Linked DNA regions of Homo sapiens: region 2 is linked to region 1. The links are chromatin loops, found by intact Hi-C in ENCODE. Cell type or tissue: PC-3. All regions are shown on one strand. Links, peaks and the distances in the headings refer to the core of each region. The heading gives the core; the rest is flanking DNA.

Region 1 (2,934 bases), core at 322-2,821:
AGCACTTCCTAAATATTGTATACATTTTAGTATCACCTATGTTGTCTAGGTAATTTTCCTTACTGAATCTATATGGTAGCAATAATACATAATCATGAGCTATTGAGCATCTCTTCTCAACTCTGTTCAGTGATACTGCATTAGTAGTTTGAAATGGGTCATGGTGAGAGTATTCATATCACTTAACCCACAGAGCAGGCAAATGCTATAAATCAGGGCTTGATTAATTGTTTTGTTTATTGTCTTTATTTAAGAAAGTGATACAGGAAACATTAATAATGCAGATTAAACTTAAAAGTGAGTCATGTCTGGAGACATTATACTGTGCAGCACAAAAAATTGAGAAAATAGTTTTCTAACACTTAAAAACTGTTACCTGATTCAGCATATACATCACTCACATAATAGATGAAGGAGGAAAGTTCTGACATTGGTCTTGCTGTTTCACGTTTATCTTTTTAAAATTTTTACTTGTTGTTTTGAGACAGTCTCACTCTGTTGCCCAGGGTAGAGTGCAGTGGTGTGATCACGGTTTACTGCAACCGCCGCCTCCTGGGTTCAAGTAATCCTCTCACCTCAGCCTCCCAAGTAGCTGGGACTAGAGGCACCCTTCACTACACCTAACTAATTTTCTTTGTATTTTTTTTTTTTTTTTGGAGAGATGGAGTCTCGCTATGTTGCCGCACTCGTGTCAAATTCCTGGCCTCAAGCAATCTGCCTGCCTTCACCTCCCAAAGTGCTGGGATTACAGGCGTGAACCACCGTGTTAGGGCCACTTTTATCTTAATGGGTTAAAAAAAATAAAAAAGGAAAGAAAAATCGCAGCCAATATTCACATCAGAACCACATGTATTTGTCAATTGCAGCTATGGGTTGGCTATGATTACAAGAGTTAGGAAAAATCAACAAAAGCTTACACATTCTTATATACTCAAAAGTTATTACAAGATGATGTACACACATACACACACGCACCCTCTTTTGTTTTGTTTTGTTTTGTTTGTTTTATTTTGTTTTGTTTTGAGACCCAGTTGTTAAACATTTACCAGCACTCCACTGGCTGCAACTTTCTATTTCATTTTCTATTTCATTGATTGAAGGTATAATTAGAAAGATAAGAACTTTTCAACAAAGCTTAAGATGTCTTCAGTATGAGAAAGCAAGCATACATGGGATCATTTTCTTGTAGAAATCATTGTAAAGCTTCAACTGCTCTCCTTGACATATAGGAACAGTAAGAACTTGACGCTGTAAAGCATTGCACAAAAATCAACCTTCCTACTGTGTAGCTGAAAGAAATTGCCTTTGGTAGTAAACAATAGTGTAGCAATAGCTAAATATTTCATGAAGAACTTTTTGTTACTTTTAAAAATTGATAAATATTTGTCAACTTGGAAAGAGTCCAAGAAATACAAACTATTTTTTTTACTTTTCTGCTTGATTTTGTTTCTTGTTTCCTGATATTTTTATACCATCTACCTCCTCTATGGTAATTCTGCCCCCTGCTGGAAATGGGTAGATGATAATTTCCCCCCGACTAGGAATTCAAACTATTAAAATACTGTAAAAACATTTAAAAAAAAAATAGAGAAACATTTTCTTAGTAGTGCCCTCAGGTCAATGAGCTTTTCATATAACAGTACTGTATTTGTCATTATAGAAATTAACATTTATCTTACATCTCGTGGTAAGAGATTTATGTTATTTCTCCCATTAGGTTGATGGAGCTCGTACTTTCTCCCTCCCCGGAAATTTGGTACAGTGCTCTGAAACATTTTAGTACTTAAATATACTACAAGAGCATTAACTTCCTTGATTTTAATTTCTTTCCATTTTGAAACATTTCTTTTTTATAATTATAATTTCAGATAGTAGTCATTGTCCTATTAACTAGTAAGCCTATTTCAAGTGCCTACTATTTATCTAACTCTGTGCCAAAGGCTGAGGGATTTTTCCAACATGAGGATCCTGCAGATGCTTTTCCTTTTGTTTCTTCTAAATAATTGTCATGAGCATATGGACACACTGACTGATCAGATATAACTAACCCATCAGGTATCCCTTTTTCCTTCCCTTGTTATAAACTTAGAACGTATGTTGTGTCTATTCATAAGACCATCTGATGTTCAGTTTTGAGTTAGACTCATTCCTAACTCACTTAATGTACAAATACTTCTTTCTGTTCATTTTTACCTATTCCTAGTTTATATCAATTTAAAATGTTTTATTTATCTTAGAAGTCACTTTAAATCCTTTTGAAAATAAGATGAAGCCAAAGCATAAAAATTAAATTAAAATGTTGGGGGACGGCTACCCAAGAAAAGTTTAGGTATAATTTGTATTCATATGGAGCTTGCAGAACACCTAGAAAGCTGCCATTTATAACCCATCATTTTAAGTCACATTTGCTTATGGCTTCTTGGATGGCTTCCTGGTCCCTTTTTTTTCTCTGGAAGCTTGATAGCAGCAGAAAGTCAGAGCCAACAGATAACTTAGACCAAAAGTTCTAAGCTGGGAGGTTTGTTATAAATGTCTTCCATATAACACTAGCCTCCTAGGCCATTTAAGGCTAGAGTTCAATTAAGCAAAATTTAAATCTAAATGTCAGTGTGGTAGAGAGGGATCCTTACCATAATCTGATTTATCGCTTGGTTATTACGATCATTTTGTTCTATTCTCCACCCTGGACTAATGAAAGACTATTACCATAGAGCCATGACAAGTTTTATTCTCTTGAACTGTCTAGCTTTGTTACTTTCCCTTGCTAATAGTCACTTACTGAGTCAGAGATGCTGCAGACATTGCAAATAGAATGATTCCTCATATGTCACTAGGGATACAGTTTTCTGAGATACAGATCTAGCAAGGGCATGAGAAAGAGAAGAAAGCAAAAAAGAAATCATCTCTGCTAATTCAATTGTGGGTTTCCTTGGA
Region 2 (2,934 bases), core at 174-2,673, 180 kb before region 1:
AGTTTAAGGGGTGCGGTGAGGAGTGAGGTACTTCCTGCAGAGGTCTAGAAGTCCCCAAATTGGTCTAGGAACAGCATCCCCCTCTTCCTCCCTCACAAATTGGTCTTTCCTACTTCAGAAAGTCTAGTGCATAAGGACATTTTCTGTCCTTGAAAGTCAACTCTTGATTACCCGTGAACAGAATTTCTCATTAATTAACTTCATTCTCTTCCTCATGCTATCCAAATTAATTTCCCAGTACTCCAAAATGCTATGTGCCCAAGGTTAGTCAAAATAGGTAAACATACTTCAGAAAATAAAAATGTATTTACTTAATATTCACAGCAATGGTTTGTGTTTATATTATGTATTTATTAATATATTTATATATACAATATATATATTCAGTAAAAATTACTACCTTATATATTATATATTTATATATTTGTGTTTATTATATATAATATACACATATATAATATATAGGCATATGCATTATGTATAAATATATTCATATATGTAACAATATAATATACATATTGATTTATAAGTGATAAACATATATAGTTGTTTTATAGTAGTAAATGATAATAAACACATACTTTTACTATATGAACATACAGTAGGTAACAAATGTATATATAATATATAAATATAAGCATTTTTTGCAGAACTGTATATTTTTATATCAGTATATTAGTTTTAATATTACAGATAAATTTATTTACAATTATTGAAACCATTTGAAAATAAGTTTCAGGCATCATGACACGTGAAATACTTCACTCTTGAACATAGCATATATCTCCTGAGAATAAGGCCATTTTTCCATATAACTATATTACAATAACATAAAAGCAAAACAGTAATTCCTAATATGATATAATACCCAGTTTATATTGAAATTTCCCAAATTGTGACAGGAATGTCTTTGATAGCTGTTTCTGTTTTGTTTTGAACTAGAAATCAGATTGGGTTCAGTTCCTAGATTTAATTCCAAACTTATTTGACCACCAAACTCTCCCCTTCTCCAAAAAGCTTGATGAGTGTATGTGGTTGAACATACCTAGAGACTCAAGAATGCGGAGCATAGAATAGTTTCTGAAAAATGGCCATCCAGCACAAGACTGGCACACAGTGTGAATTAAGTAACAAATTGTCAAATGAACAATAGGTTGGAAGCAAGGTCAGCCAAGGAAGCATGACAAAGGCATTGCTCATCAGGCAGGTGCAACACTGGGAGGAAAGAGTAGGTAATATGAGGTACTATGAGACGAGGTGATGGCACCAGGCATACATGTTTCCTTCTTTACAATTTGCCCCTCTGATTTCATGCTTGCATTAGACTAAAATACCTGTATAGTCAATTCTATAAACTCAAATGAATATCCACAGGCACACACTTGCACACACTCATACAGAGGTGGAGTGGAGAAGAAAAAGAGAGGGAAATAAATAAAGGAAGTTGGGAAAGGAAAAATAAAGAGAAGAAGGGAAATAGTACTTTTGTTACCCAGTGTTTCAAGTTAAGAACAAAGCCTTTAGGACATCAGCATACATTTTGAAGAGTTGCCAGTAAATTTCAAAGTAAGTGGTTTTTTTCTTCTGTGAATGAAACTCATAAGCACTTCCTCTCCTACTTGAAGGGCAAAAGGCCAATCAAGGAATCAGGAAAGGATTTTCAATATGAAGGCTTTTGATCAGACTTTTCTCTCTAGCCTACGTAAGGTGATAATAACTCTGTTTGATATCTCTTGGGGTCAGAATATTGATGATGATAGATTAGACACACTATGGCTGCAGCTACAGGAGTTAGAAGATTTTCTCTGCAACTCTATGGTTTAATACTTTTATACTTACATATACCTAGCAAATAATCCTTCTGAAGGTTCTTTGGATTATCTGTAAAGATGGATGGACTTTTACCATAAGGACTTAGTAAGACAGGGCATGAAAGCACCTAGCCTAGGGTCTAGCACAGCAAAATGTGCTTAATAGATGCTGCCTTATATGATGAATGCTTTTTTCCCTTGAGTCACATCTTGGGGGGAGCAGGTTGCAGTATATGAGAAACAAGCTATGATTCTACTTGGTAGGAAGCAGAATACGAAGAAGTGACAGAGATGCACAGGTTTCTATGACTCGCAATTCAACTCTCATCAACAGAAGTGGTAGGGATTTTTTATGGGAAAATGATCCAAGACTTTAACCTGGTAAATTTCACTTTGAGTCTTTAGACTACTGTCGTCAAATTTAAAGAATTCTTTAAAAATGCTTTACTTATTCCTTCTTGTCTTTTTTTTTTTTTTTGCAATTTTATAACTTTATTTGAGGTATTTGACGGTCAGCGATTAGTTCTCCTCCACATTGACTCTCTGTAGATTTTTGAAAGTGGTTAACAGGTACATGGGTAACCAAAGTATAGAGCTTATTTGGTGAATCTTCATCCTCATTACATTTCCTGGACAACCAAACACGGATTCGGTTTGGGACTTTCCTTATTCCTTTGGCCCAGACAGCTGTGTTGAGCCTGGTATCAATGTGCACATCTGGAGTTCCCATTTCCTTCATGGCAAATTTCTGAATCGCTTTGAGTGCCCGAGGGGGACTCTTCTTGAAGCCCACTCCATGGATGGGGCTTGTGAATGTTGTTGGTGTATTCTCGGGTCACCACCTCGTTGATGACAGAACGGCCCTTTTTCTTCTCTCCACCCTTCTTTGCGGGAACAATTCTGCCAGGTCCAAGTTGGAAAGGAAGAGTGCGAGGGATTCCTTGTCATCCTTCTCTAAGTGTACAAGAGTTACAATATCACTAGTATAATGTATCTCCAGTAGGTTTGCAATAGGGTAAACATTATTGCATGCTAAATGGCATTTTAGGGCTTTAATTCAACTCATCTTTAAAACAAGTAAGCAGGTTTGACAATATGTGTTTAGAGTGTGGTAAATTTTAAA

What was found. Hi-C counts contacts between places; a loop is a spot of excess contacts. Peaks named below come from ENCODE experiments on the same cell type or tissue, not always from the same donor. Only the 100,000 strongest peaks of a DNase experiment are listed, where the experiment ranks them.
Region 2: it touches region 1 in a loop (2.0-fold over the local background); 1 of 110 quality-filtered maps calls a loop at or near these places.

What each region holds. Positions count from the first base shown.
Region 1 is chr10:52,565,668-52,568,601 of GRCh38, forward strand. All of the region lies in intron 1 of LOC124902426 (a long non-coding RNA gene), which reads left to right. The region is part of intron 1 of LOC105378305 (a long non-coding RNA gene); the gene reads right to left. Among named protein-coding and RNA genes, the nearest start is that of LNCAROD, 97 kb to the left of the region's middle. In PC-3, for the core only: a CTCF peak has its summit at 1,522 (motif pointing left); DNase peaks (open chromatin) are centred at 1,484 and 2,794; H3K4me3 peaks cover 736 bases; H3K27ac peaks cover 1,633 bases.
Region 2 is chr10:52,386,776-52,389,709 of GRCh38, forward strand. It overlaps the pseudogene RPL31P44. Among named protein-coding and RNA genes, the nearest start is that of DKK1, 74 kb to the left of the region's middle. In PC-3, for the core only: no CTCF peak of the experiment used is centred there; a DNase peak (open chromatin) is centred at 1,176.